2 separate regions of the Mus musculus genome follow, and region 2 is linked to region 1. Evidence: chromatin loops called from intact Hi-C (ENCODE). Cell type or tissue: left cerebral cortex. All regions are shown on one strand. Each heading gives the region's core, and the rest is flanking DNA. Links, peaks and the distances in the headings are about the cores only. Region 1 overlaps Eaf2 (ELL associated factor 2). Region 2 has its middle 17 kb from the start of Stfa3.

What was found. A loop is a pair of places that touch in the nucleus more often than their neighbours do. Peaks named below come from ENCODE experiments on the same cell type or tissue, not always from the same donor. Only the 100,000 strongest peaks of a DNase experiment are listed, where the experiment ranks them.
Region 2: a loop joins it to region 1, with 12 times the contacts of the local background. A loop is called at or near these places in 38 of 42 quality-filtered maps.

What each region holds. Positions count from the first base shown.
Region 1 is chr16:36,809,607-36,825,893 of GRCm38, forward strand. It overlaps Eaf2 (ELL associated factor 2), which reads right to left. Exons shown (of 6, transcript NM_001113401.1): 2 at 15,052-15,146; 3 at 866-1,002. Among named protein-coding and RNA genes, the nearest start is that of Eaf2, 11 kb to the right of the region's middle. In left cerebral cortex, for the core only: a CTCF peak has its summit at 7,932 (motif pointing left); a DNase peak (open chromatin) is centred at 7,902.
Region 2 is chr16:36,464,457-36,480,743 of GRCm38, forward strand. No RefSeq gene overlaps it. Among named protein-coding and RNA genes, the nearest start is that of Stfa3, 17 kb to the left of the region's middle. In left cerebral cortex, for the core only: CTCF peaks have their summits at 5,829 (motif pointing left) and 8,938 (motif pointing right); DNase peaks (open chromatin) are centred at 5,814, 8,954 and 9,233.

The DNA.
Region 1 (16,287 bases), core at 4,051-12,050:
TTTAGCTCTTAGAACAGATTAAAATGGTTTAAAATGTACTATTTATATCTAAAAAGTATTTAAGATGTATATATAAATATGTATGTATATTTATATATATACATATATACACATACATAGTGATTTTTAAATTAAGTGGACTGTTAGTATGATTAAAACGTATAAAGTGTAGAAGTCTTAAGGTTAGTCTTTATTTAGCAAACTTTCCTTTCTCTAGTGTGCCTTCCATATTCTAAGTAGTCAATTTACTAATAAAGGTAAAGTTATTTTGGATAGTGGATAGTGTTTCTGTTCAGCCCAATGATATACATATCTGGAAATCATTTCAACATCACAAGGCAGTGTGCTAAGATCTTTTAACTAAGAATTATTACTAAATTTAAACTTTAAAAGATTTAAAGAAACTTTAAAAATGTTACCTTATTTTGTTCATCTGTTTGTTGATGTGTATAGATCTGGGTGTGGCACATGTACATTTAAATTGCATTAGTCAGGTATGCTGCTCTATCTCTCTCCCCTTAGTCTTTGGAGGCAGGGTCTCTCTTTGATCCAGTAGCCTCCATGTTTTGGCTAAGCTGGAGGCCAGCGAGCCCATCATTCTCCTAGTTCAAACAGCTGCAGTGCTGAGGTGCTGAGTTCTCAGACACATACAGGGTGTCCGGCTTGCCTCTAGAGCAGTGTGGTCTGAACTATAATCCTCATGCTTACATAGTAAGTTCTCTTTACAGCTGAGCCATCTTTGTAGCCCCAATTAACAGACTTTTTAAAGAACACATCTCATAGCACAATTTGACTTAATCCATTCATTCTTTTTCCTTAGAAATGTATATGCTGGTAAAATAATTTCTTTCAATGCACCACCTACCTTGTTTTTTTCACAGTGATGTTGCTGCTGAGCTTTTCTAGGCGACATTCCCCAGTATCATGGTTAATAATCAAAATGCATTCTTTTAAGTAAGGTCTCTTGGAACCTTTGAAAACTGTGACTGGTGGAGTTGAACCCTGTTTAAGAAGTTATCATCATTACTTCAAATATCATAGTGATTCAATTGAGATGGGCATTGAGTTCTTTTTGTACTATTTCTTTTTAATCCGTGTTATATATCAAGTCACTTATAACTGGTTTAAACTTACTACCATAAAACCAACAAGTGTGGCTTAAAAATAAAAGTACAAAGACAGGGTTGGTTTTAAAAGGCTGAGATCAACCCAGATCTGGCCTCTATTTCTAGCTGCTCAGGAGGCACAGTCAGGAGGGTCCCAAGTTCAAAGCCTGTCTGGATTACAGAATGAGTACAAAGCCAATGAGGAAACTTAGTGGGAGCCTATCTCAAGATAAAAACTGAAAAAAAGGACTGTGGTACAGTGGTACAGCACTTGGCTAGCATGTATGAAACTTTAGATCCAGGTAGACTTGCGCACGCACACACACACACACACACACACACACACACACACGAGATCTCAAACCTGCCATCACTGAAGAAAGGAAAAGTAATTACCCTGAAATAGTTTGATTGTTCATTTTCACTAGGCAACTTGGATTCAATCTAATCTAATCTAATCTAATCTAATCTAATCTAAAAATACATATACAGGGAAGGAAACAGGACCTTTGAATCATATTCTCATTTTGAGATGATCTAGAAAATATCAATAAAGACCAAATCTTATTAATCCTCTTGTGTGACAACAACATACACTTTATTAAAATTTAAAAAGTTCTTTCTCAGCAATGCATACTGATTCAAGAAATGAGTTAAACTTTAGGGATTTTCTTTAAAATGTATCAGAAGGGAGTGGTAAGAGAAAAATTACTCAGAAACAGTTATGTTTTCTATTAAGTCATTCTTAACAAAAGGATAAAGAGAGAATGAGGAGATGGCTCATTTGATAAATGTTTGCCACACAAGCATGAGGACCTGAATTCAATTCCTAGCAACCACATAAAAAGAGTGCACAGTGGTACTTGCTCACAGTCTTAGCACTAGAGACAAGACAGGCAGGTCTCTGGATTTTGCTGGCCAGTTAGCCTTGTCTAGTCTGCTTATCTAGAATAGTAAGATGAATGGCTCTAAAAAAAAATGAAGTGTGAAAATTCTCTCTCTCTCTCTCTCTCTCTCTCTCTCTCTCTCTCTCTCTCTCTGTCTGTCTGTCTGTCTGTCTTGCGCACACACAATTAAAGAAACTCAGCCCATTACTATTATTCTTCAAATTTCCTTATTTTTGTCACTGTCACCTCCAAACACGAAGACATTTTATATTATTATTCTTAGTCTTGCATGAATAATTCCTAAACATGGTTCACCTGGTCAGAGCTCACAGGTTCTCACAGTCTCTGTATTTTAAGGAAGTTTAAGAGGTTTATAAACTTTCTTCTTTATCAAACCGAACAACATTTCTAATTTTTTAAAAAAATTAAAACTTATTTTATTTTATGTGTAAGGGTGTTTTGCCTATATACATGTCTGTGCAGCATGTGTATACCCAGTGTCCTGAGGTTAGAAGAGGGCATTAGATCTCCTGGAACTGGAGTTATAGACAGTGAGCTGCCATGTAGGTGCTGGGAATTAAACCTGGTACCTCTGAAAGAAAAGCCAGAGCTCCTAACTGCTGAGCCAGCTCTTCAGCCACACCCTTCCTAATCTTGAACATTTAATTTCTGCTCATTTCCTTAAAGTACCAAGTAATTATAAGTATATGAATTATCTTTGCCTGAAAATAACTACTGAATACTTCCTACATCTCCATATTCACTATTACCCACCTTGGGGACTCAATCAACATTTCACCTAGATTACTGGCATCACTTCCTCTATTCTCTTTCCAATTCTGTTACTAATTGTGTTAATAGGAAAATCAAACTTTATGTACTCAGGATAAGAGTCATATTCTACAAACCTATATGACTTTTTAATTTCTTCTCCAACACTCTAAATCAGAACGATGCATACCTGGTTTGTATGTGTGAAAGTTTAGACCTTGAATAGCTACCAAAGGCCTACAAATTATAGCCTTGTCATCTACTAAAGTGGTACTATCAGGAAATTGTGGACACTTAAAACAGTGGAGTCTGGTGACAGCTCTCTGGTTATTAGGGCTAAACCCCCGAGGCAGGTGCTGGAAGTCCAAGGCCTCCTCTTACCGTCTTATTTATATATTTATAACAGTGAAGCAACACTTTTTTTCTGGTGATGTATATTCCCACTGTGATGTGCAATAGATCAACGTGGCCATGAACTGAAACTTCTAAACCATGGTCCCAAATTACCCTCTCTCTTTATAAGCTGATTGTTCTCAGGGGTTTCTTATATTAATGGAAAGCTAACTAACTTAAGCAATAGGTACCAAGAAGTGGGGTCATTGCTATGACAACAGTTGACAATGTGGCAATACCAACAGAAAAAAATGAGATAGGAAAGATGCTGTTGGGTGAGGTTTGAGATAGAAATAGGATTCTGTTGGGAACTGACCTGAAGTCAACCTTGTTATAATACACACGATAAATGTACGCCTACATTTTTTTGACTATTCCCTGAGAATTTGCTGGAAGCTGAGCTTAAAGGCAGGTTATTAACGGAGGAAGTTTCAAGGCAGCAAATACCTAGATTATACCATGGATAGTTCTGGCTGCTTTTAGAGAGATTTATAGTGAGAACAAAAAAAAAAAAAAAAGGAATATAAAGATTTGGAAAGCCTGCAGTTTAGCTAGAATCAGAGCATTAAGAAAAAGCCATTGCTAAAAAGATTAATATTATTGGAAAGAAGTCAAATGCCTTCTACCTGATTAAAAGGAAAGACACCTTGGTGGCACCTCTGAAATTTATGAGGTCATAGGCATTAAGGACTCAATGATATAAAGAATGCAAATTTGTTCCAAAGACTTTCTAGGGCATAGTCTTTTGACAAGAGATTTCCAGGGCACCCTGCTCACTTAGGACTTCTTAAATGGGTGAGGAACTCAGAGGTTGTGGGTACCTCCATGACACACTCTAGCCTCATCTGTAGGATCTAGGCTTTGTCCACATGCAGAGTATAAAGGTTATGGGATCATGTAGGATTCCGGTGAGATTTCAATGGCAAGTCAGGTGTGGGGGTGGGGAACAAGTAGTGTTGTGGTAGTTCTGAGCCCCTGCAAGCAGCCCCTGACAGGATGAGACACAGAGGGAGCAGTGAGAGTGAGGCTGGAGCTGCAGTGGAGACCCAGGAGGGAAGAAGGCCGGAATGTGGAACACCTGCCTCCCTGCCTAGGGTATGATACCACAATCAGCAGAGTCCAGATGTGTGGCCCCGTGGGCTGCATCCATCAAGGCTGTGGGGGGTGGAGCTGCCTAAGCCCTTGGGATCCACCATCCTACCATGGTGTGCCCTGGATGCCGAGCATGAAGATTTAGAATCTAATGTCTATCTCCTGGGGGCTTGATCTCATTCCTTTTTGCTGTCTCCCTGTTCTGTCTTTTTGGAGGATTAAATATCTGTTTATTTTGCACCAATGGAAATATGTAACTTTATTTTTTATTTTTCAGACCTCACAGCTGAATGTGTCTCAGAGAGAACTATGGACTTCAACTTTTGAACATTTTATACTCTGGGGACTCTTTGGGGTGCACTAAAGGCATTTAGCATTGAGAGGTAGATGTGAGCCTTGGGGGAACAGAATAGGATGCTTACAGTTGGATCTGAAATGTTCCTGAAAGGGTCATGTATTGAAGGTTTGGTCCCTAGCTTGGTGCGACTGGGAGAGGAGGAATGTGCAACTGGGAGAGGTGGAAACTTGAGGAAAGTTTTTAGTCACTGGACAATTCTGTAGACTGAGATGTGAGGATTCTGGTCTTGGCTATGATATAAACTTTAATTTAATTTTATTTATTTTTTTGCTATGACTAAAAGTAGAAAAAGAAACCCATAAGTTGAATCTTTTCCCTTTACAAACTGATTATCACAGGCATTTATGGCATAGTAGAGATAATTGACTTAAAGTGGTCAGCCAAGAGGCATACTAATACATACACATATATATACATATATTTATATATATATGTTTATATATATATATATATATATATATATATATATATATATGAACAGCTTGTTTGAGAAAGAAAAAGAGATCTGGTATCCAGCATCTGTGGGCATCAGCATTTAAAGGGCATCCTTCCCCCCAACCCAACTCCCCCCTCACACACATACATAAAATTTAAAAAAATTAATATAAAATATGGACTTGCTGAGGGCTGGAGAGATGGCTCAGTGGTAAAGAGCACTGACTGATCTTCCAGAGGTCCTGGGTTCAATTCCCAGCAACCACATGGTGGCTCACAACCATCTGTAATGGAATCTGATAGCCTAGTATGATGTGTCTAAAGAGAGCAGCAGTGTACTCATATACATAAAATAAATTAATTAATTAAAAAATATGGACTTGCTCACACTTCTTTATTTTAAAGAATTTTAAATGTTTTAAAATCTCTGGTCTGAAACAATATTTTTGTTACAAACTAAAAGCCATTTTCACATTGAAACATGCTTTAAGATGTGAGCTCAAAGACTCTTAAGCATGAACAAATGAATTAGAACAGAACCTCAGGATAAGGGAATGAAGCCATAGTAGTATTAAGCAAAGGAATTTAGTTATTTATGTTTAATTAATTTTAAGTAGAAATGAGCTATATAAATGTATAATGTTAAACTAAAATTATTTAAAGAAATTTTGCAGCAAAACGTTGCATTAACAAAACTTAGGTGTCTGGCCGAGGTGGCAGGGAAGGGCAGTGGGAAGAAAAAGGGAAGGATCCTAGGAAAGACAGAAATATATCCCTAACACCCACCCGTCTTATATGATTTCATAATACCTGGAGAAACATAGCTTTCATAAATAACTGAGAGTTACAGGTTTGATTATGAACAGGAAGGGGGAATAAACACAAAATAATGATAAAAAATGGAAAGATACCTGATGTTTGGCAATACTCATAAATAATGTAAAAGGATAAATAAGGCAGGCTAGGAATGTAGCCTGCTTATAGACAGAGTACCTGCCCTACCATTTGCAAGGCCCTGGGTTCCACCCCAGAACCAATAAAAAAATAAAAGTTAAGGAGGAGCAAGGTGATGCCTGATAAGTTCTTCCAGTCATCTCTCTCTCTCCCTGTAGACACACCAAGCTGAGTAGCTGTTCATATGATAAAGGAAGGAAACACAGCAAGACCTCACCCTACCTGTTTTTAGTATAACAAAACAAAAGGACACACTGCAGCCTGCAAGAAGGAAAGAACTGTCAGAGCCACCTGCACCCCAACTGTAAGCAACCCTGCAGGGAGAAGCACACCTCTAGCCTTGGGTAAGGAGAGAGTGCAGTCCTCAGCCTTAAGAACCAACAGCAGGCTCATCCCAGTGAACCACAGTGTTGGGCAAAGCCCCACGAACCCTACCACGTGGCTAATACTGGGGCCTGAACCAGTGGACCTGTGTTAGGTCAGACAGCAGCTTGTTTCACCCACATCTCTTACAAAGTTAGTTGACAGAAAGCAGAACTCTTCCCATTGGGAAGCAGAAACTAAAGGTAGGACCCACCACAGTAAGAACTTCAGAAAAAAAAAAAAAAAAAACAAAACTGAAAGCCTTGAGTTCAAAGAAACTCTAGATTGGCCCTAGCATCAGGTCCAGACCTATGTGTTAAAGGAATTGAACAGTTTTGAATGCATCTGTTCTATGCACAATGTTGACTTAGGCTATAGTCATCTCCACCTAAGGTACAGGATTCTACAGCTGCAATCCAACTGACTAACACCCTTCATAGCTAAGACACTGTTTCTACCACCTATCTCTGTCCGCAGGCTGCATAGATATCACAAGGCCCAAGCTCCTAGAAAAGGCCATGAAACCTCAGATGTGGTTGAGATTTGTGCCCTAGTGGGACAGACTTGTGTTTTGATCTGCATCATCATCAGCTCCACTGTAAACACCAACATACCTTGAGGCTGCATAGGTCCTTGTAGTTTTGTGACTCTCATTATCTAGCTTAATAACACCAATGTGGGTGACCTGCAGGCTACCTTCCCAAACACTACCCTATCCTCAAGCTGTAAAGCTTATTTCAAGCCTTTTTTCTCGGTGAGAATAGGACATAATAGCAAGCATAAGGTTTTTGTTGTTGCTTGTTTGTTTGTTTTTGTTTTGTTTTGCCCTGGAACTTAGTGGTGGTAACACCTGACACTGGGTTAGGCCTGTCTGTGAACAACCACAGTTCCAGGAAAAAACATACAGTCTGCTTCTACTGGACCTCACTTTTAGCCAATAGCAGCTAAAACTGTTCTAGTAGCTCTGGATCTCAAGGTCCACAGCATCATAACACAGCCTTGGTCCTAACAGAGAGCTGTGCTGGTGGAGCATAGGCTCATAGCTGACTTGGTGGGATTGGTATTCACAGGTACCACATAGAAACCTAGGTTCACTCTATCCACAGTGAGTATCCAGAGTCCAGCAGAATCTTGTGTCCAATGACAGTTTACTGTGTATGAGGCAATCAGGCCTACCCTGGACCCAGGAATATACTTGTAGGAATAGATAAGTCTTTCCTGTACTCTGCTATTTCTTTTTTTTGTTTTTTAAAGATTTATTTATTTTATGTATGTGAGTACACTGTAGCTGTACAGATGGTTGTGAGCCTTCATGTGGTTGTTGGGAATTGAATTTTTAAGACCTCTGTCCTGATCACTCTGGTCAACTCTGCTCGCTCTGGCCCAAAGATTTATTTATTATTATATGTAAGTACACTGTAGCTGGCTTCAGACACATCAGAAGAGGGCGTCAGATCTCATTACAGGTGGTTGTGAGCCACCATGTGGTTGCTGGGATGAAGAGCAGTCAGTGCTCTTACCCGCTGAGCCATCTCGCCAGCCCACTCTGCTATTTCTTTCTGAACAGAACACCAATGGGGTATTTAATAATCTGGGCTTGGGCACCATCTAGTGTTGAAATGGTGGAAATGAACATGGACTCAGAGAAAAAGAGAAAACCTGTTTAGAAATTATGGAGGTGGATGAGGAGGGTCAAATTAGGAAATAAAATAGATAACAGATTGGTTAATGCCTTGATGATGTCACACATGACACACATCACCGACTGTTATGAAACCATGTATATTTAAAGCCATGTATATTTATTTTTAAATAAAGTGCTGGGAACTGACGAGGAGGGAATCAGTACAGGGAGTCCTCAGAATAAATAATCCTTCAATCTCAATGGAAACACAAAGAACTGGATCAACAGTCTAACAGAAAAGCTTAAAAGACGTGGGAACTACTTTTGAAAATAGAAATTCTTGAGCTGAAGTTGACTCAGGAAAATTTAAAACTGCTATATACGAGGTAAAGATAACAGGATAGATTAAACAGAAGAAACAATTAGTATGCTTGGAATTAATTGCAATGTTCACAACTGACAAGAAACTGACATAGATTACAGAAGGAATTCCAAAATCTCAATAGTGAAAACTAAACCCAATACCAATTAAAAATGATTCAATGATTTAATAATTCAATAGATTCAAATAAGCATTTAACAAAAGAAGAAAAACAAATAGCCAATAAGCACATGAAAACATGTTCAACATCGCTAACCCTATGAAAAGTCTGTAAAATGTGATTATTGCAACTATATGGAAAACAGTTTAGAGATTCTACAAAAAATAAGCAATAAAAACAAAAAATACCCCATATATATAGATTTACCTTACGCTCTAGCAATCCCAGTGCTAGATGGTAAGCCATAATAACCACATTTTCTTCATCCCTTCTCTAGACTGTGGCATTGTATTATTAGCAACAGAAAACAGACTGAGGACAGGTCCTGCTCAGGGCCATGTGTCACCATGAGAAGAAGACTGAGGACAGGTCCTGCTCAGGGCCATGTGTCACCATGAGAAGAAGACTGAGGGCAGGTCCTGCTCAGGGCCATTTGTCACCATGAGAAGAAGACTGAGGACAGGTCCTGCTCAGGGCCATGTGTCACCATGAGAAGAAGACTGAGGACAGGTCCTGCTCAGGGCCATGTGTCACCATGAGAAGAAGACTGAGGGCAGGTCCTGCTCAGGGCCATGTGTCACCATGAGAAGAAGACTGAGGACAGGTCCTGCTCAGGGCCATGTGTCACCATGAGAAGAAGACTGAGGACAGGTCCTGCTCAGGGCCATGTGTCACCATGAGAAGAAGACTGAGGACAGGTCCTGCTCAGGGCCATGTGTCACCATGAGAAGAAGACTGAGGGCAGGTCCTGCTCAGGGCCATGTGTCACCATGAGAAGAAGACTGAGGACAGGTCCTGCTCAGGGCCATGTGTCACCATGAGAAGAAGACTGAGGGCAGGTCCTGCTCAGGGCCATGTGTCACCATGAGAAGAAGACTGAGGGCAGGTCCTGCTCAGGGCCATGTGTCACCATGAGAAGAACACCAGTCTCTGGCAGAGGCTTAGTGAGGACAACGACCAAAGACTCAGTTTTTGCTATCAGCTGAAATAAGGGGCCTTCACTACATGGAACTGACACTGAGAAAGATGCTGTGCCTCAGAAGGTAGCACGTGAGGCTCTAAAGACCATGGGGATGGGCACAAATAATACAGAGAAGACAAGGACAAGAAGGCATCAGTGAGGGGTACACTGGGAGGAGCTTCACCATCAGTGGTGACATGGGTCACTTGGGAAGATTCTGCCCTCTGATAATCTCCCCTAGAGTCTTCTTTTGTAATTTTTTTATCTATTAATGTGTGTGTATCTGTGTGTGTGTGTGTGTGTGTGTGAGAGAGAGAGAGAGAGAGAGAGAGAGAGAGAGGCATGCCATTGTACATCTGTGGTCATTTATGTCCTTTCCCTTTCCCTTGGTCCCAAGGACTGAATCAGGTTGCCAGGCGTGCACAGCAACGCCCCTGAGCCAGCCATCTCTCCTAACAGTGTCTTCTAAGCCACTCCAAGTCAATGTGGAAACAGCAAAAAACGCTTTTAAAAATGCCAATAAGCATAACATTATTATGTAGCTGTGGATTGTGGTCTGTTTTACATACTTTACTCGTGCTAATTCATTTAATCGTTTTAACAACCTTATGAGACAATTGTTATCTTTATATGAAAAAAAAATGAGGCACAAAAGACTTTATAATTTGCCCAAGTTCACACCAAAGGGGGCAAAGGGAGATTTAAACGTGGGAAGTCTGATTCTAGATGTATGACTTTTAACGTCTCTGACATGGAGATATGGCTAGGTGTGCAAAAGAATGAAATAGTCAAGTGTTTAGTTACCCCAATCCAACCTAACTGCCTCCATGGGCCCACCACCTCTGAGGAATCTGTCACTACTTGCCGACAACCTCCTTCTTGTTCTACTTCTAGAATCGAATAGGTGCAGAATAGTGGACCGGAGATTAAAGTCCTGGAAACTAGGTAGCTCAGATGGAGAAGGAAACTTTGGGAGAAGCCAAGGAAATAATTTCAATCCTCTCTCTACATAAACTTCTGTCATTCCCCATTATACAGAAGACAAAACATCAGTTCTCTAAGGTGACCTATGAGTCTCCAGCTCCATGATTGGATTCCATCTTTACAAAGGCTCTTTTGTTTCTGTTACTTCGTGCGTGCTTTTCCACAGCCCCTGTAGACACTCTTACCCTCAGCTTATCAGGAAAGATTCTGCATTGTGAGGGAAGACAACTCTGCTCGAAGCCTCACAGAGTGGAGCAAGACTTTTATCGCTGGTATCCAGATTCTAACTCCCGTGTCTCTTTCCATCAGCATGTGTCACAGCCATGAACGAAGATTTGGAATGACGATAGCAAGGCCCCATTTTCTCAAATGATCTGAGTTTAAATTGAATTTCTTTCAATAGAACATGGGTGACACATATATTTGAGTGTGAACTTTATAATATTGTGATATGTTGGGCAAAGTTTACTTATAATTGAATAATCTGTATTTATATGTAGCATGTGCCCATGTTACATGTATACAATAAAGCAGTGCTAAGTAGAAATAGCTGTCATTTTGGACCTCAAATACTCTTCCTTCATATCAAAATGGGACTTAAGAGCAAACTTTGTAACTTGATATCTCTTATTTCAGGGGTTGTTTCTTGGAATAAGAGGAAATCTGAGAGGGAATCTGGATTAGAAGAAATAAAATCTCACTCATGCTTTTCTTTTCTGCATACCCCTTCACCTACTTGGTTAAGAGAGCAACTCTGTTTTGGGGGTATCTGTGGTTATCGTCTTTAGCCTGTCTGATGTCTGATGCCTCAGCTGCTCTGCCACATCAGACACACAGTCATCACCCTTAAGTCTCACATGTTCAGTTATCTGTCCAGCAGTTTCCCAAAGGTTTACTCGTGTTCCACAGTTATGTCATTCCTGTCTCGGAAATAGCTCACCCACACCTGCATGTCATGGTACAGAAGGCAGAAGATCTCATTGAGGAGTTTCTCCTCCCCCCCATAAAAGAGACAAATTGAGATCTTCCCTTTCTTGACAAAGCTAGAGAGAAGAGTTGGAATTTTTGGTTTTGTATGTTTTTGGATTTGTAGTATCTTCTAAAGAGGATCTCAATTCTGCCTTCGAATTTGTTTACTTATGGAGCTGGAAAGATAGCTCCTTAGTTAAGAGCACATACTGGTCTCACAGAGGACCAAAGTACAGTTCCTATCTCCCTTGTTGGGGGTTCACAACTGCCTATGATTTCAGCTCCAGGTGACCCAATGGTCTCTTTTGGCCTCCACTAATACCTCCATTTAAGTGTATAAACACACACACACACACACACACACACACACACACACACACACAAATACACATCATTTTTTAAAATTAAATTAAATCTTTAAAAAATATTATTGTAGTTCAACTTCATCTACAGCATATCAGAAGTCTCAGAAGGAACATTTTGTCTGTTAGTCCACCTTTAACATTAGTGGTATCTGTGCTTGTTTGCTAAGTGTACAGGTACAACGTGCACTCTCCTTAAACAAAACTGAAACAGGCTGGACAGGAAAGAGCTCAGAGAGCCTCTTAGGACTCCACATTCCTCTCTGTCCTCCTAGCCCCTCCCCTCTGTGTGAAAGGTGACTCAGAGAACTTGAAACTTGCAGATGTTCAGAAGGAAGCACTGGAGAAGAGCAGGCCCCGCCCCACCCCACCCCCCACTTGCCTGAGGCAAACAAAGGAGAACAGCTACCCAACCAAGGCCCGTTAGAGAAGGTGTCAGATGGTTTATGAAAAAAGCAAGGACCCTCACAGTTGCTTGCTAGGCAACTCTACTGCAAATGGGCATGAGCAGATATGATCCCTGGGACGGAATAAATTAGTGACATGGCCAAACAATAGGATTTTAGAACACAGAGGACCTGTTCTGCCAGTTAATTATAGGAGAGAGATTGCCCCTCTCTGGGCCTCTTCCTTCTAGTTGAAACTGGAGTGACAATATCTACTTTTCCAGATGATGAACATTAAAGTCCTGGAGTCGATGCCTGGCATGGAGTGAGCAATGTGAACGAGTATGCTCTTGGATAAGATGGTGAACCACACATCCCACAGGGGTAAAGTCCTGACTGTCATCTATTAGTTTTGTACTTGGGGCAATAGGAGTAAGCTCCTAGTCATTGTTGTAGAGAGTTGATGAAATTAATACATAAAAATCACTAAGCACAGTGTGTGAGACCAGCCACACCACATCCAATAGATGTTTATCATTAGTATTTAATATTTTAAAAAATATTTACAAAACTTATAAGTCCATAGTATTTAACTGGTCTACAGATTTCATTTTTATTTGTTTATTCTATTTGGTAATAGAGAAAGAAAATAAATGGATTTTAAAATCTACCTTATTAACACACACACATATACAAACCCTATCAGAAATCAAAGCTATTCTTATTTTTTTAAATGTTATTTTATCTATTTATCTATTTTTTTTTTCTTCAAGATAGGGTTTCTCTGTGTAGCCCTGGCTGTCCTGGAACTCCCTTTAAGTAGACCAGGCTGGCCTTGAACTCACAGAGTTCTACCTGCCTCTGCTTCCTGAGTGCTGGGATTAAGGGCGTGTGCTACCACTGCCCGACTAATAATTTAATTTTTTAATTATGAGTGTGTATAGGTTTGTGCACGTGAGTGCAGATGCTTGTGGAGGTGTCTCGAGCCAACTGAAAGGTGGTGGTTACTTCCTTCCATTGTTTTGGGTTTTGTTTTTACATTTCAGATATTTATAAGCCATAGGTTTGAAAATATAGACCTCACCCGACAGTCATTTGCATAAGATGATTTCTATTGAGAACATGATCCAATGTGGTAGATTATAACTCTTCACTAGGCAGGATAAAAGTGAGCAAAATAATTTATCAATATATAGAAGAGATGCCATAGCAAAGCAATAGAAGGGATGAAACGGGACGTTTGTAACTTGAAAAACAGATATTATGTATGGCAAGGACGGCCCAGTTGGAATCCTGGTGCAAACTAACCATCACTGGCTAAGACTACCACAGCCTGAAACTACGCAACAGTGGTCCCCACTGTGAACTTAAAGCCTTTCAGTCACTTTTATAATGAAGTGGCTGCATTCCTTTGAGTGTCTAGGGATGGGAGGACATGAGAGGAATTTGAGTGAAGGAAGCCAAGGAGGGGCTGGAGGCAAGAAAGGGGGTGGACAGTATAACTACTTATAGTAAAAACTTGTTTTCAAATAGTATAAAAATAAAAATAAAATTGAATGGCTCATTCAGTTTGCTCCTTAATAGGCACTATAGAACAAATAAGGTTTGATGCGTCCAAATAAATTTCCAAATGGCATAAAAACACCAGAATCATAATAGAGGATTTGAAAAGCTAGTTTATCCATGACATCTCATAGTCAATTGATTTTTCATTTTCTTCAGTTCCTAAGGAAACAGATGAGAAATATTCAATACGAACTCCCACACACATACAAAGCTCTACCTTAAGAAAACCTTCAGAAGCAGCAACTGACTCCATCTGATATAGTGGTGGGGTCTCAGTAAGTGGTACTGAATTACAAACTAAGAAAAAGAGAGCAGACTAGAAGATAAAAACTGCTATACCTCTAACCACGACAAGCTAGCTTACTGATATATGTAAGACACTGTAAAGTGGCCAACCGCAAACTATTCCCAAAAAATTAAAGGCAAGGTGTCTCAAAAAAGTGCATTTAAAAAAATATGTTACACAAAGTTATGGAGTTGTTTTTTTCTATAACTTTTTCTATAACGGATGAAGTCACTATTAAAGAAAAGCAAAAGAAAACTCTAGATAATAGGAAATTTCTAGCTCAAGGACTGAATTAAGAAAACTTGTATTTTATGAAAGTAATATTGGTTGCAGTATTTGGATACACTTGGAAAAACCTAAAAACAGAGAAAGTGTTTGGGTAAGGGGTCCAGAGCCTAGAAGCTGAATCTGAAGAGTCCAGCTCCTAAACAGCAGAGTGAGCATCCCGAATTCACAATTCAAAAGTCTGAAATGCTACAAAGTGTGCATCTTTTCAGCTCAAACATAACAGCACAAGTGGAGAACTCTATACTGTAAATTGTTTCATCTACTGAGTTATTGTGAGTAATGCATAAAATAATCTTTTGGCTAAGTATATACAGCATATGGAAAAATAAATAAATTTTGTATTTCACTTATAGGATCTATCCACAAGATATTTATTACATATTTGCAAATACTCCAAAATTAAAAAAAAAAAAACTAGAAGGCCCAAACAAGTATTTGTTCCAAGAATTTGCATAAAAGATGTACTTAAAATAGGAATTCTATAATTCTATAATCATTATCCCTGTAATCACTTTCAAGTCATTGGCTATGATATTCCTTGAAACCATTAAATGAATTAAAGTACTTTAAAATTGTTTCAGCCAAAGTTGATTTTGCTTCCTCTGTATAATATTCATCATTTTAACCAACCATCATTATATGAATGGTATAAATATTTTCATTGATATTTAGTGGAAATCCTTTAGAACAGACCTCTTTCATCTTCATATAGAGAACTACTTACTTCTATATTTGGAAGAGTTATTGTCACCTGTTCACCTTTGCCAACCTCAAGATTTCCTTCACAAGAAGTATCAATAGAAGCAGGTTTGAAGTCATCTAAAAATAGATATAAATATCAATGTTTATAAGATAGACAATGTATTACTCATGACTGTGAACAGAGAGTGACAGAAGCAGCTAAGAGGATTATTTTGACTCACTGGGTAGTTTTGTTTTAACTACTTTTATTGTATGTGTATGCATGTTTTGTTTCCTTGTATGCACGCGCTGGAGCCCAAGGAGGCCAGAAGAGACCAATGGATCCTCTGGCACTGGGGTTAGAGATAGATATAAGTGCCATGTTGGGTAGTTAGAACCAGATCCAGACCCTCTGGAAAAGTAGCAAGTCCCTTCCTTAATTGTTAAGTCCCTTGGGGCACTGTTTAAAGAGTACAATCCATCAGAGCAAGGAAGGGATGCCAAGGTCCACACTGGTCAGGGAACCGTAAGCATCAACATCATCCAATCCTAGTTTAAACTAGCATGTTTTCTGATATTTACTCCCAGTAACACTTGACTACTCTTGGTGGGTGGACCCACTTGAATAGAAGACCTTTCTGTCGTCACTACTTATTAGCTCATCCTGTGACAATAACAAATGATGTCACTGAAACAGGAGATTTACTAATTATTAACTCTTACATAGATATAAATTATAATGCTGGTGGTAGCCCAAATCCAAAATTAACTCTAATGAGTTATTGAAGATCTCTGCAGTGAATCTTTGTTGCTAAAAGTTGTCATTGTTACATTTAAGCAAGTTGCATGCATCAGTACTCCTCGTACATAATTGAATAGAACTCATAAAAACTAATGGTGGCTATTATTTATTCTTTACCATGTTCTAAATACCATGTTAGATTCTTTTTTATGTTACCACAACCTCTCTAGGAAAGAATCCAAAAAGGTAGATATTACCATTTTCACCTATGAATACTGTGGTTGAAAGCTTAGAGACTGTTCCCAAAGTCACGTTACACACAGGTTTGGTGAAGTTCAGGGTTCACATACAGGCTTATCTGAAGCATTCGTATAAAAGATAGGCAAGATTTATCCCATATATGAGACAAAACAATACTTAATCTCAAATAGCATTGGCTTGAGTGGTTTAAATTAGGTCCACCTGCTCTGCATAAATGTCAAATACTATATGATATAGTTTCCATTCCTTACGAGTTCTTGAGACTGAGGGGACACT
Region 2 (16,287 bases), core at 5,059-13,058, 340 kb before region 1:
ATGAGTATAGAGAAAACATTCTCAAAAGGCTTCTTATTTCTTAAAGTATTTTATTTTGTATATGTGTGTGTGTGTGTGTGTGTGTGTGTGCCACCAAGTGCATGTGGAGGTCACAGGACAACTGCAGAAGTCAGTTCTCCTCGTCCAGTGTGTGGTTCCCAAGGATCGAATTCAGCTCAGCAGGCTTTGAGGCAAATACCTGATACCCACTAAGCCATCTCAGCAGCCCAAAGGCTTCTTCATAAATGTTAATGTATGAGTTTGGCTTTCATGTGGATCAATATGTTCCTGGGTGGGTCCACCTGCATCCGAGTAAGCTAAGATGCTGGTGCAAGGCGGACTCCTGAGCTGCTATGTTATTGTATTCAGAGTGTGTATTTCAAACACGTGACCTTGTGATTCTTAGGCACATTACCCTTTGAAACGCAGCAACTCACAGTTTGGTAGCCTAAGCCTATGGTGGTAGGTGTGTATGTGGGGTGAAGATGTACAAATCAGGAATGGTCTATTACTAGAGAGACACAGTTCCTGAAAAGAGAAAACACAGGAGAGAAGCCCAAGGGATGAGCTAAAGCAGATGTTGGCAGTGTGTGCCAGTCCTACCAGGAGGCCATAGGTCAGTTCTGGGTTCATGTAATGGGCTAGTCCTTCCAGTGATTGTCCTAGCCCAGTGTTGAGGGATCAACTCCAACGGAGGATTCCGTGCCTACGCAGGTAGAAGTCTGCCATCAACAGGGTGTAAAAGATTAGATGTAAGGATTGCCACATTGTCATCCTGAAGCCAATCTGTTTCCATACATGTGTGCAATGGGATGTGTTAATTAAAAATAAAATAAAATAAAATAAAATAAAGAGCTAATCTACTTCATATATCTCTATAACCCATGGCCTGTTGTTACCTTCTGGGTCATTTCTAATCACTTTTCTGCCTAAGATCAAATGTAGTATCCGTGTCATATCCAACTTAACCTTGAATGGTCCTTTTCCCTTCCTCTGACCCAGGCAGTGGGAAGAAAGAAAGGCAGCATTAAATATCCAAACTTTTCTCTCCTTGGACCCATACTTCATCCTTACAGAGAGTGGGTGATCTTAGCCTTGCCCTGTGATCAACAGCGGATGAGAGCTTGCACAAGGCTGCAGCTATGGAAAGTCTAGAAACCTCCAACTTCAAAGCTGTTGCACAAATACCCCGGGGCAGTGTTGTCAGGCATGGCTCAAACTCATCCCCTATTTCACAAGGTCTTTCTACTTCACCGGTCTCTGCTTTCTTCATCAAAGCATTTGCCACTCCCTACTCATCCTTACTCACACCTCCTGGCTGTATCCCATCTATCTAATTTCCCCTAAAACCCACAATTTCTCATAAACTTAAAAACATATTTCTCTATGGGATGGGTGCCTCTGCTGCCTATCAAATCTATTTCAAATTCTGAGAGTACGGTTCAAGTACTCAAGGGTCGTTTTGAACCAGAGATCCCTCAGAAATCCTTCCCAGCTCACGTGGTATCTCACCTCTTCCTTGGTTCCACCTTTGTCCTCAACACCTCACCCCCATCACGGCATCTCCCTTCCTCTGCCCCCTGCCCGAGGATAGCATCCTTCTTCTTCCATCAATTTACAATTCTGCTTTCTTTCAAATCCAACACTTTCCATATATTCTCTGGTTTCCCTAGGTCTTGGCTTACACCATGCATGCTCTATTACCTCATTCATCCCCTATAATTTTCTGTCTATTACACGTATCTCCTCTCTAGGAACTGACTGTAATCTCTTCCATGCAGATTGTTTTCTGAACTGTGACTCCAGCCAAGCTCCTAGACTATCAACATCACAGTTACTTATCAAACATGTGAGCAAGTTCACAGATCAACCACTGTCTAAACTAACAGCCTTCGATAGGCTTCCACAACTCTTTTAAGATGAAAGTCTCACTTTTTTTTTTTTTTTTTTTTAACAAGGTCTCACTTTAGCTCAGGGACTCACCTAGGCGCTAAGCAATCTAGGCTGGACTCATAGTCAAAACAATTCTCCTGGCAAACTGTGACCTTCCAGGTACCCGAAGGATAAAATCACTCACAAATAAAAACATCATGGAGCTAGTTTAAGGGCACTAAGTAAACACTAGTTAAACCTAAACTCCACACATCTCTAAACTACCTAGTGAGAAAGGCTCTTCCCTGGGCACTGATAGACAGCTGCTAATAATAATAAGAGTTTTACTGAGGATTCTCATGCAGTCAGTTATGATTTTATGCTAAACTAACCCGGCTGCCAGAGCTGATTTCCCTATGAGGTTACTCCATTTCTGAGTCCATACTACTTCAGAAGTTCACTGAGACCCTCAAAGAGCCTAACATCACCCCAGATCTGGACACACTCTAGAAATGCTTTGATCTCAATAAAGACAGGGCTGTCAGCAGGCTTCTCCACCAGCGGGGCTCCCTATGTCTTCTGGGAAGTGGTGTCAAGCTTTGTGGGCTCCACTGAAGCCCCTAGTGATGTTGTGACCCAGGGTGTGCCCCTCCTTGGAGTTCACAGCCACACGGGTGACTGGTTGCTGAGGGTAGCACCAGGCGAGCTAAGAGCAGATGGTGCATCGGTGGCTGACCTGCTGGCCCTGGCCTGAGAATGGAGCTCATCTACTGGTCCATAGTGGCAGCCAGTTAAAGCTGCTTTGACATCTGTGCAGCTTCCTAGAGGCCCTTTGTCTTGCCCTCTGCATATGCTGGACACCCTTGCCTGTACTTCTGTATACCTGGCTGATACCTTTTTATCCTTCTAGTCCACTATGGCCTGAATTGAGTCCTTGCAAGGGACCACCAGAATCTCTGAAGGTGGCTCTATTTGGAGAAGAGGCAATTAAATTAAAAGAAGTCATTAGGGTGAGTCCTAATCCAATATAACCAGCACCTTCATATATAACAGGGAAGGGAAAACCACATGGAGGTATCAAGAAGTAGATGAGTCAAACCTAAGAGAAAAGCAGTAAGAGAGGAGACACCCTGATTTCAGATTCTAGAACTTCTGGGTGGTGTTCCTTGGTGGCTCAGGCACTGGTCTGTGGCTCTTTGTTCTGGCAGCCCCCATTTAGGCTGAAATGCCATCTCCTCAGGTCACATCCCCTTCCTCCACTGTCTGTCTCTGAAGTAGACTCCTGTGATTGCTGATATTTAGCAATTCTTCCCATAGTCAAGTGGAATAACTCTTTGCCATCCCAACCCCACTCTGCTCCCCTCGACCTTTGTCTTTCCTTTTGTCTAACCCACAGATAGAATGCATCTGTTTTGTTCACATTTCATACTCAGGGTTCAGAAGACATCTCACATATTTCAGACAGTCAATACTTGAATGAATGGATGCAAGACATGAGTGGTTAAAATCTGGGAGGTTAAGTTAAGGTTAACCAAAAGTCAGCAATGGCTAGAGCCCCTTCGAGCAACATTGAGGATTGGGGGCAATTCAGAGTGGGAGGGGGTCTGTCTAAAAAGAACCTCAACCAGGTTACAGCTCTTGGTTGAATCACAGTAGGCAAAGAGAGAGAGACAGAGACAGAGAGACAGAGAGAGAAAGAAACAGACAGAAAGAGAGAGACAGAGACAGAGAAAGACAGAGACAGAGACAGAGAGATGCCTGGCAAAGATCACACTTTAACTCCAGGGCCAGTGGAAAATGCTGACATATGCAGATAATTAACAAGCTGCCGAAGGCCAGATTCATCAGTGACAGGAGAGTTCTCATAACTCATAGTTTTCTGGTTATGTTGGGTATCAATTGCCATGTCTCCCTCTGGGCACAGTGACACCGCTTTATCTTATCTACAAGACTGAGCAAGACAGGGCATCTGTTGACTTTCCAGGGAAGTCAGGGTGGGGAGTGTGAGCAAAGCCTGGAGGTGTGGGGTGGTGCCAGGCAGGATAAAATCTGTAGGCAGTCACACCAGACAATTGATGGCTTAGACTCTCAGGAAGCCAGCCTACATGACAAATCTAGAGCCAGGCATGGTGGCACGTTCTGTAATGCCAGCACTTGAGTTTGAGGCCAGCCTGGGGCGTATAGTGAGATTAGCCTGAGCTGTGTAGTAAGAGCCTGTCTTAAAACTAAACAACACAAACCAAAAGCAAAACAAAGAAACAACAACAAACCCAAACACCAAACCACTGACCCATCAGTCAAACACAGATCATGAGTCAGTCTGTTGTTTTGTGGGAGAAGAGAAAACAGTAGTGTCCTTTGGGTCTGAAATGAATGTGTCAGTGACTTACAGCTTATGTTAATTTTCCACAGGACAACCAGGAAATTGAAGTATGATGAAGGTTTTATTTGAGGAACAAGGATGTCCAGCCACAGTCCGAGAGGGTCTCTAGCGTGGTTGCTGTTCCTAATGATGGTTTTGTGGATCCTTGGTCTGTGCTTTAAAAACCTCTTAATTAAATTATACTACACAAATCAAAACCTCAGCAAGTCCTTTAGACTAGTTTGTTATTTGCTTAGTTATTTTTGAAAATTTCTTCATTTATATTTTATATGCATGAGTGCTTTGCTTGCATGTCTGGAAGTACGTCACATGTGTGATGCCTGTGAAGGCCACAGGAGGGCGCCAGATTCCTTGGAATTGGAGTTACAGACCGTGATGAGCCTCCAGGTGGGTTCTGGGAACTGAAGCCTGGGTCTTCTGCAAGAACACTTGACTGCTGGCATACCTCTCCAGCCCCCATTTGTTTGTTTTGAGACAGTTATGGCTGTGTAGCACAGGCTACTCTGAACTTGCTCCATAGCCTAGTCTCAAACTCGTGAGTCTCCTCTTTCAGCTTCCCAAGGGCTGGGATTGTAGGCACGAGCCACCTTGACCAACTATGTTTAGCCTTGTATTTATTTATTTTTAAGTTTATACTTATTTATCTGTGTGTATTTGTGTGTTTGTACAAGCAAGCGTGCACACACTAACTCACCGTGGCATCCATGGGGAGGGCAGAGGACTCCTTGAACGGTTCGGTTCTCCCTTTCCACCGTGTGAGTTCAGGTCACTAAGGTCATCAGGCTGCGAGTGTCTTTCTGGGCTGAGTCATATCAGCTGTTTAAATAACAGTACTTTTGGGTCAGAGCCATGGCTTAGCAGGTGAAAGAGCTTACCCTGCTCCACACATGTGTCATGACACAGGAATGCCTCCCTCCCTCCCTCCCTGCGGTAAATACAATAAAATATGAAATAGCAATTGTTTAGGAGCTAGTACTGTGGCCCAGTTGGCAGAGTGCTTGCTTGGCGTGCAGAAAGCCATAGGTCTCATCTCCGGCCCAGCACAACACCAACTGTGGTAGACCTGTGATTCCACTGCTTGGGAGACAGTCGGGAGGACCAAAAGCTCAAGATTACGACGGAGTAAATTCAAGGCCAGCCTGGGCTACATGAAATGTCTTAAAACCCAAACAGCAGCAACAATAACAACTCCACCCAATGACTTTATTTCTCAGACTATAAAGATATCATGAACATTGCAGAGATGTATATTTTTTAAAAATGAAGAGAAAGAAACATAAACATTCCTTCTAAATTCTGCTGGGAGATTTCCAGCCTCTTTTTTTTTTTTTTTTTTTTTTTTTTTTTTTTTTTTTTTTTTTTTTTTAATGCATCCAAGTACTACTGACCCTTCTTGACTTCAGGTTCTACATATATAGATTCAACAAACTTTAGATAAAAAAAGATTTGGGAAATGGAGCTGGAGAGAGGGCTCAGTAGTTAAGAGGACTTGTTGCTCTTGCAGAGGACCTGGGTTTGGATTCCAGGGTATCACACAAAAACCTGCCATGGCAAATTGAGGAGATTCAACGCCCTCTTCTGGCCTCTCTGGGTATTGCACGAATTTGGTACATGGACACACACATAAATAAAAATAAAATTAAATATTTGGAAAAGCAACACTGTACTGAGCATGCTGAGACTTTTTAAAAATTATGTTTCTGTAAGTACTATAAGAATGATTTACATAACATTTATACTGTATTAGATAGTAACATAATCTGGAGATGATTAAATGTCTATGGGAGGGTTTGTGTGAAACATACGAATACTAGGTCATTTCATGTAAATGTCTTGAGCAGCTAAAGATTGTGGAGTGCTCAGAAGTCTTGGGGGTCAATCCCCTCTAAACACTGAGGGGCTGGTGTCAGGCTAGCATGAAATTATGATTGCGTGGTTCACATTGCCTTTATTGTTTTGATTGGCAGCGTTCTTAACATATTCTTTCACAACTTGACATTTTATCCTTTGACTTTTCTGTGGCATCTTCTCCTTTCACATTTGTGTTCCGCTTGTCCTCATTGTTTGAGGAGAGGGATTTATGTATCAGACAGCAGTTAGACAGATGTTCTGTTTCTGCGTAAGAAAGACAGAGACTCTGATTCCACGTAGGAGTCTCGGGGCTGGAGACCTGGCTCAGTGGTTAGGAGCACTGACTGCTCTTCCAGAGGACACAGGTTTAATTCCCAGCATCCACATGGCAGCTCACAACTGTCTGTAACTTCAGGACCAAACATTTGTACAAAGACATACATGCAGATAAAACACCAGAACACATTAAAAAGGAGGGAGATTAAATCTAGAATAGAGAGGAAGCCGCATTCAAGAGGTCTGCTTGAAATGACAATGGAATTTGAAAATATTTCCCTCAGTTTAGGGGAAAGAAATGGCCAAATGTACAAAAATCTCTGAGGGCTGGAGGGAACAAAGGTCCTAGCTAAACCAGAGAATCTGGGTCGGCTGGCCCAGGGGAGGGGCATTGTCGCCAGAAGCGTCAAGGCTCTATCTCATTAGGGGCATTCAGTGCTCACAACCACAGGGCTCCTCTTTCCTAACAAGGGCCCCTTAACAGTGAAAGATGCTCGGTGGAGATGGGACATTTACAGTCCCTCTGTCCTCTTAGGAACTGTACCATGTCCCTAGTCACTGCTAGCTTCCACCTGCCTATAATGTAGACATTTTACACACTCTCGTGGGAAGTGTAAGCTCCCGCCGTCTTGTTATTGTGTCTGTTCTAACCACGTGTACCGTGTGACAGCTCAGCTTTCTGTTGAAAGGTGGGGATCTCGTGGTCTCTGACAAACAAGAGTGAAGAGCAAGATACGGATCATGATCGTTTTCATACTTTGCATATTGATCATATAGAATGGTAGTTCTCAACCTTCCTAATGCCGCAACCCTTTAAAACAGTCCTCATATTGTGGTGACCCTCCAGTCGTAAAATTATTTTTGTTGCTAATCCATACTGTTACAAAATACATTACAGTCCATGTCTGATATGAAGATGGCCTCAGGTGACGCTGTGAAAGGGCCACTCAACCCCTCCACCCCCAGAGCAATTGCAAACGACAGGCTGAGAACCACTGATGTAGAAAGACAGACCTGAGGGGAAGTCTGCCAGAGATCTTACCTGGAACTTATTGTTCTGAGAAGTCTGCTAATTAGTTATTCTCCTCTACACAGTTCCTAGAAAACATATATTCTTCAACAGTACAAAGAAGGGTTTTACCACTGGAAATTCAATCCTAAATACCTATAAGATGTTCAGACTCTCAGATGTCCTGGGTGGGAATTAAGGTAACCCTGTAAGAATAATAGCAGCTATGTGCTGTCTTTTTAATTCTTATCTAATAGGAACTTAAAAATGAGATGGAAAATAAGGTGCAGATGCAGTAAAAGGAGTCCAATCCACATGTTCTTAAACAGTGAAAACTATAGCAATTAAGCCACAGAGACAGCAGGATGGAGCAGGGGTTAGAGAACTGTCAGCCCTGGGGCATCACATGCTAAATCTAGTTCAGGTCTTTATTTTTAAATACCCCTTGAGCTAAGAAGAGGCTTTGTATTTTAAAGACTTTTTAATTTATTTTTCTCCCCAAAGATAAGCCCATATACTTACTTTATTATGTACAAAGCCAAAGCACAAGCTGGAAAATTGCAGTGCGGGGGAGGGAGGGTGGGGGTGGGGTGGCGGGTGTGTCTCCCTAGTTTCAATGGCTGTATCTTAGAAAGCTGTAGTCTGACTTTGTTACAAGTTGGAGTCTCACAATCTTCCTACCTATTCCATTTTTGCCAGGTACACCACAGGGATGGTTTAAAACAGCCTGCATCAGAAGGTCTTGAAGCTTGCTATTGTTTCTCTTTTCAGGCCCTGACGACTCTCCAGAAGTCCCGGCAGCATGGGTGTGGAGGGCGGAGGAAAACCCTGACTCTTAGTTCTTGATTTTTACACTGTTCTGAGTCAGGTGTCTGTTGTTTTCTTTCTGAGCATGGGAATCCAGCTGCCCAGCGAGCTCCCACTTCCCTGCAGAAACATCGGGATTATATATGTGATACCATACCCAGCCTTTACAAAAGTTTTGGCGATTTAAAAGCAGGTCTTCTTCACCCTTGCGCAGAAACCGCTTTACCTACTGAGCCATCTACCCAGCCACTTTAAGTCTTTTTGTTAAAAGTAGTATAGTGAAGTCAGGCAGTAGTGGCACACACCTTTAACCCCAGTGCTTGGAAGGCAGAGACAGGATGATCTCTGAGTTCCAGGCTAGCCTCTTCTACACATTACGTTCCAGGACAGCCAGGGCTATATAGAGAGACCCTGTATCAAAATAAAAAAAAAATCAGAGCAGTGACTGTAGAAGTCTGCTTGCAGCCCATCTAGACAGGAACCTGCTCATTAAACAGATGTTTCTTCTCTCATGGAATGGCAAATTATTTGTTCATGCCTTTTGTGTATTTTTATTAGGTTTTGTTCTTTGTCTCTTCTTATTCCCATTCTTTACCACTCCCTTCCTCTCCTTACATATTTACTTTTATCCTAACAAGAAAAATAAAATTTTTATGTATTAGTACAAAATAAAAATTCTGAAAGGAAAACTGAAGGAATTTCTCCACTCTTCGCAGGCTTCTCCTGCAATTCACATAAGCTCCACGAGGTGGCAGCAGAGCTCCTGGCTATGGTTTCTACCGCCCATTTAAATTAATTTTTGTGTCAATGATAGTTCAGATTTTTTTTAAAAAGTTTTTATTGATTCTTTATTTCACAACATGCACACCAGTCTTGCTCGTCTCCTCCATTCCCTCATATCTGCCCTTTAGCCTTGCAAATCCTACCCAAAATAACACACAGGATCTGTTCTCCTGAGTGCTGCCACCGGTGAAAGATGGGGCAAGTTCCCCAGAGTGTCACATCCAGTGGTGGGTGCGGGTTGGGGTGGGAGTTTTGCACAGCCTCTAGACATCCATGTGTTCCCTGGCAGCTGCCCCTACCAGGAACAGCCCCCACGTTCTCTAGTTGTTAATATGAGACACAGACACAGACACCCCGACCCCTGCTGCTATATAGCCATGGACTCAGACATGACCCTCAGAGGCAGCTCGAGCTGGGACCTCACTGTGGTCTCAGGTGACAGGGCTGGCCAATCACAACAGGCTACTCCTCTCCATCCTCGAGTGTCCAGTTCCATCTCCCTTCATAGCCCAAGCTGCTCCACTTCTCTCTCTCTTGTCTGACCACCACATGCTGGCACAGTGTGATGGTTCCCGCTGTGGGGCAGCAAGTGGCGTCCATGGCCCTCCTTTGCTGAGCGCGGCAGGGCGGGTCCATGGGTGGCATGGAGGACCACAGGTTTCTGTCTGTCTTTCTCCTCCTACGCTGGGCTGCCTGGGTTGGATTGGATTAGATTGGATTTTATGAGTCCTAGGCATAAGACAGCTTTGCCCACCAAACCGGGCATCAAGCTAGGATGAACAAAGGACTGCCATCAGCTCTGCCCCTGACTGATAGAAGAACATAACCAAAGGTGTCTTTTTGCCCATCGCCAGGGGGTGACAGTGCAGATTTTAACTGTATTTTAACTTAAAACACTGATTGAACATTTTAAACATTAAACTATTAATTATTATTTGAACCCAGGCACAGAAACTCAAACTTTTTTTTTAGATATATTTACTTTATTATCTTATGTGTATATGTGTTTTGCCTATACGTGCATATATATATATGCACGCTACATATGCACTCAGCTCTGCAGAGATGGGAGGAGGGTGTCGGAGTTCCTGGAACTGGAGTTCCAGATGAGGTGTTTGCACTGGGGTGTTTGCACGTCCTTAAAAGCTGAGCCAACTCTCCAGCCCAGTGTGCCACCACATCTGGCTGTTGTTTTAATACAAATAGAAATCAGATATTTTAAAAAGCTTAGAAAGAAACTTGTGTCTATGTGTCTTATATTTTTTAACCAATTCTTAATCTTAGACTAATTAGAATGTTTATCCTTTATTCCCTGTTATAGCTTCTTATAGATATGTTAGTAAGAAGGAGGTGGCTTAGCTCTGGGCCTTTAGAGTTGATGACTAACTTCTTGTGCTGTCTGTCTCCTGTGGTGTATGGGATGTTGACATATAGGTAATAGTGGTCCTGATTGCCTTTATCACTTGTCCATAAGTTTCCATTTTTTATTTTTAGAGTTTCATTTCTATCTGTTTTGTTGGCAAAATCAAGAAATGAAATCTATGGGTTGCTGAGAGCAAAAATCCCCCCTCTACCAAACTGGGCTTCATCTAGAGGGAAACCGTTTCCCTTGGTTCAGAGAGTGACGTCATCCTATGCTGTGAGTTTTCTAACTGGAAATGCACTAAAGCTAGTTTACATTTGCCAAAATCTGAACTACTGCAATTAATTTTTTTCTTTCTCTCTTTCTCTCTTGTTCTTCTTATTCTTCCTCTTCTTCCTCCTCCTCCTCTTCTTCTTCTTCTTCTTCTTCTTCTTCTTCTTCTTCTTCTTCTTCTTCTTCTTCTTCTTCTTCTTCTTCTTCTGGTGGGGGAAGGACTGGTGTTAGAACTTAGATGTACTAGGCAGGCTCTCTACCACTGAACTATGTCACCAACAATACTATTAATTTTATTTACTAATTTTTTACTCTGTTGGGGATGCAATTAATTTTAGAAAGAAAACTCTGTAGAAGGAATTTAAAACTAAAATGTAAAATTTGGAATAAGAGTTTAATAAGTACCTATGAATAGTTTTAGAAACAAATTCCCTTAGCTTTTTAAAAATTTAACTTTTTAAGTTTTCATATAAGTCTATTTTATATGTTTCATATTCCACAGTTTTTTTTTCTTAAGATTTATTTTATTTTCATTTGTGTGCGTGTGTGCACATGGGTGTCTGAGAAGGCCAGAAGAGGGTGTCAGCTGCCCTGGAGCTTGAGTTACGGTGATTGTAACCTGCCAGACACTTGTGATGGGAACTAAACCCTGGTCCTCTGTAAGAGTCATAGACCTCCTAACCTCTGACCTCCTAACCTCTGACCTCCTAACCTCTGACCTCCTAACCTCTGACCTCCTAACCTCTGAGCCACTCCTCCATTCCCTTCTCTCTAGTTTTTATTGTAGAATTTCCAAACACCCAGGCAGACTATGCAACAAAGACCACTGAACCACCGTGTAGATCAAACAATTATTAATTTCTGTGATATATATTTTAGTATTTATTCAGCTCTTTCTGAAACTGTTCATCATGCATTTCTTAAGGACAAAGCCATTCTTCCACACAATCAGTTTTCTGAAACCATGAGAGAATTCACGACACTTCCTAAACTTCTTATAAAACTCTGTTTATGGGCTGGAGTGTTGGCTCAGCCATTAAGCGCACTGGCTGCTCTTTCAGAGGACACAGGTTCAATTCCCAGCACCCTCATAGCGGCTCACAACTCTCTAATTCTCTAACATGCTATCTATAACCTTCTTATAGTCTCTGAGGGCACTATATACACACACAGTGCACAGACACACATACAGGCAAAAAACCCTATACATAAATTAAAATAAAATATATAAAATCTCAAAAAAAAAACCCTTTTAAGACTGCATTTGCATTTCTAGTACAACAAGCCACATTTGGTGACACTGAGTCCCTTTAGATTCATGTCACCTAGAAATACCTTTTATTTTATTTATTTTTAAAAAAGAAAATTGACAATGCTGGAGATTAAGCCAAGGCATAACACTTGATAGTCAAGTGTGCTACCACTCTAAAATAGTCATAGCCTTAATATGTAATCTTTAAAAAATATTTAATGTGTGTGTGTGTGTGTGTGTGTGTGTGTGCACCTGAGTGCATGATGCGTACCGCATATGTGTGGTGGCCTGAGGAGGTCAGAAAAGGGCATCAAATTCCCTGCACTTAAAGATGTAGATGTGGGGACTAGGAATTAAACACACACACACACACACACACACACACACACACACACACACACACACACACACACGAGCATGTGGTCCATTCCTCTAACTCTGGCACTCAGAGGGTAGGTGATTGTATGTCTCTGTAGGTGTGTATCTCTTCTAAAGGAGGCCTGCCAGTGGCCCTTTAAACTGTGTTGGCATCTTGGATTTATCTGATTTACCTTTGCAGTGTTTAGTTTCGTGACTGCCAGTTCCCAGCAGCATGTGAGGTTTTTCAGAAGTGGCCGTGGTTTGAACCCACAGTCTTTTGGTTTGAACAAATCTTTCATGGCTCAGGAAGACTTGTGACCATACACTGTCAGATCGGGGAACCTCCTCCCACACAGTAGGAAGCCAAGACCCTGAAAGGGTAAGTGTCATGGTTTCCTGTTGTTGCTGTAGTGTGTTACCACAGACCCTGAGACCCAGACCTCACATGACCCGGAAGCATCATTTCACGTATCTGGAGATCTGCTTGATTACATCATAGTGCCGGCAGACTGGAGGCCGGCAAACCAGCCTCGTTCCTGGCTTCCGCTTTCCTTGCTCTATGGCCACTTTCACCTTCAAAGTCTCTCTAATTCTGGCTTTGGCTTCCCTGCCTCCCTCTTTTACGTGAAAGGACTCTGGAGATAACATTGGGCCCACCCAAAGAACCTAGGACACACTTCTGATCTCAGGGTTGTCTGATTAACAACCTAAATTCCACATGCAACCTCATTACTGGCCATTAACATAACAGGCTTTGCGGGCCAGGACATGGACACTATTGGGAGCCATTTTGCAGGCCACTCAGTAATTAGGAGCTCCTTACTAGGACTTTAACACGGCGGTTCTCTCAACCTTTGGGGGTCCACTGACCTGTCGCCTCAGCTCATCAGAAAACACAGGAATTTAGTTACATTACAATTTACAACAGGGGCAAAACTGCAGTTATGACGTAGCAATGAAAATAATGTTGTGATTGGGAGTCAGCACAGCATGACAGACTGTATCAAAGGGTCACAGCGTTAGGAAGGGTGAGATTCTTTAGCACACGGTACTCTCAGGTGCTTGTTTTATACTGGAATTCAGCAAAGGGTGGGAAGAGCTGAGCTCTATCCAAGGCTTAGTGAAAGAGGCATTGCAAGGATCATATGGTAACTTTAAATTTGGACATCCAGGGGGAGACATCTGAAGGACAGCAGTAATCTGTTCACCTAAAGACAGTGGATTTTAAAATATATTTATGTTTATTTCATGTGTGTGAGTATTTGCCTGCATGTATGCCTGTGAATCATGTGGGGGGGGGGGGCATAGAGGCTGGAAGAGGCAGTCAGGTCCTCTGGAAGTGGAGTTACAGATGGTTTTGAGCCACCGTGTGAATGCTGGGAACTGAACGAGGGTCTTCGGGAAGAGCAGCTATCTTTCCAGTCCATTTTTTTGAGACAGGGCTTTACCCTGTAGCCCCTACTGGTCTCGAACTTACATCATCCCCTTTCAGCCCTCTTAGTGCGGGGATTATTGTCCTCTGGGCTGCCATTTATCCCAAAGCTTCCCCTGTGACATATCCTGTTTGCAATGTAGGTTCGATGTAAACACCTCATGTCTTCTTGTTTCAAAGGTTCATGATAGAGCTTTTGTTTTTCCTTCCTCTTTTGCTGTCCCAGAGTTCAACCTGAGCTCTTGCACAAGGTAAGAGGGCATGTTTCCCACTGGACTCACACCTCCAGGGAAGGCACACCTCTAACTGAACTCACACCTCCAGGGAAAGCACACCTCCAACTGGATTCACACCTCCAGGGAGGGCACACCTCCAACTGGACTCACACTTCCAGGGAAGGCACACCTCCAACTGGACTCACACCTCCAGGGAAGGCACACCTCCAACTGGACTCACACTTCCAGGGAAGGCACACCTCCAACTGGACTCACACCTCCGGGGAAGGCACCCCTCCAACTGGACTCACACTTCCAGGGAAGGCACACCTCTAACTGAACTCACACCTCCAGGGAAAGCACACCTCCAACTGGATTCACACCTCCAGGGAGGGCACACCTCCAACTGGACTCACACTTCCAGGGAAGGCACACCTCCAACTGGATTCACACCTCCAGGGAAGGCACCCCTCCAACTGGACTCACACTTCCAGGAAGGTACCCCTCCAACTGGACTCACACTTCCAGGGAAGGCACACCTCCAACTGGACTCACACCTCCGGGGAAGGCACCCCTCCAACTGGACTCACACTTCCAGGGAAGGCACACCTCCAACTGGATTCACACCTCCAGGAAGGCACCCCTCCAACTGGACTCACACTTCCAGGAAGGTACCCCTCCAACTGGACTCACACCTTCAGGGAAGGCACACCTCCAACTGGACTCACACCTCCGGGGAAGGCACCCCTCCAACTGGACTCACACCTCCAGGAAGGCACCCCTCCAACTGGACTCACACCTCCAGGGAGGGCACACCTCCAACTGGACTCACACTTCCAGGGAAGGCACACCTCCAACTGGACTCACACCTCCAGGGAAGGCACACCTCCAACTGGACTCATACCTCCAGTTCCTACTCCATCCTTTCAATCTGTTAGATGTTTTTTATAATGAATACAAAGTGATGCAGCTGTGTGTGGAAATGTGGATCCATCCACTGCAGCATGGGCAATCTACCAGTGTCCACATGCCCTAAGAAAAAGGATTCTCACTCCCCCAGCAGGCACCAACTATCAATTGCTCCTTAGTTACAGATGAGGTTTTGAGGTCCTTATCCATGCTGGAATCTTGGCTGGCTTTATTTGATTTTGTACAGGTCTTATGCAGTTAATCACAGCTTCTGTGAGTCCATTAGTTATCTTTTTAAACACACACACACACACACACACACACACACACACACACACACGGAGGTAGGGAGGGAAAGAAGGTGTGAAAAGCATGCAAATACAGTACTCAGGCATGACAGTTATCTTAGAGTTTCTATTACTGCAACAAAACACCTTGAGCAACTTGGGGAGGAAAGGGTTTGTTCAGATTACACTTCTACATTGCTGTTCACCAGCAACAGAAATCAGAACAGAAATTCAAGCAAGGCAGGAACCTGGAGCCAAGAGCTGATGCAAAGGACATGGAGGGAGCTGCTTATTGGTGTGCTTCTCATGGCTTGCTCCCCTGCTTTCTTATAGGATCCAAGTCTAGCAGTCCAGGCCTGGCACCACCCACAATGGGCTAGGGCATCCCCCATCAAGTACTAGTTAAGAAAATGCCCTCCATCTTGCCTACAACTGGATCTTAAGGGGACATTTTCTCAACTGAGGCTCTCTCCTCCCTATAGCTTGTGTCAGGTTGACATAAAACTAGCTAGCATGGCATTCTCAAGAGAGGAAGAGGAGGGAGAGGGCATGGTGCTGGGAGGGAAACATATTGGTGGGAATCCAGGGATAGTTAATGGGGGATAGGGTGAATATGTTCCCATTATATCACACATGTATGATAGTCTCAAAGAATTCAAAGCAAACTATTATTCAATCTTTTCTCTCTGGTCAACTTCTATGGAAGCTCCATGAACTCTTTTATGGATGTCAGGGGTCTCATCTTGGAGTTTCAATGTATTAGGGGCTTGGTGATAGATAGAGGGACAGCCTCAAGGAAACTTTGCCAAGTTGGACTCAACTCCAACAAATAGCAGTAGAGATTCTAAACCATTGGGTGTGGTATTAGTAGAAAATTACTAAAAGGGAATTTCAAAGTTAAGGCTAAAGTGAGCTGGTAGGATCATTGTTGAGGGCAGATCATGGTGGTCATCATTTGAAGGCGGTTGTATATTGTTCACATAAAACAGCTCCTGTTTCAAAGAGAATAGGGGGTGCCTTATTGCGAGCCACATGAGTGATCATGGCCTGGGAACACAGGTTCAGATGGCTCTGAGTGACATGTTCTGCCATGGAATAGTGACCCGTCCAGCAGGTCCAGTTATTCGAGGATCTCGAGGGGATCTCCTCCTAAGAACCAAATGGGGGGTAGAGAGAGACGAGGGTCTTGTACGAATAACGACACGGAAACCGTTC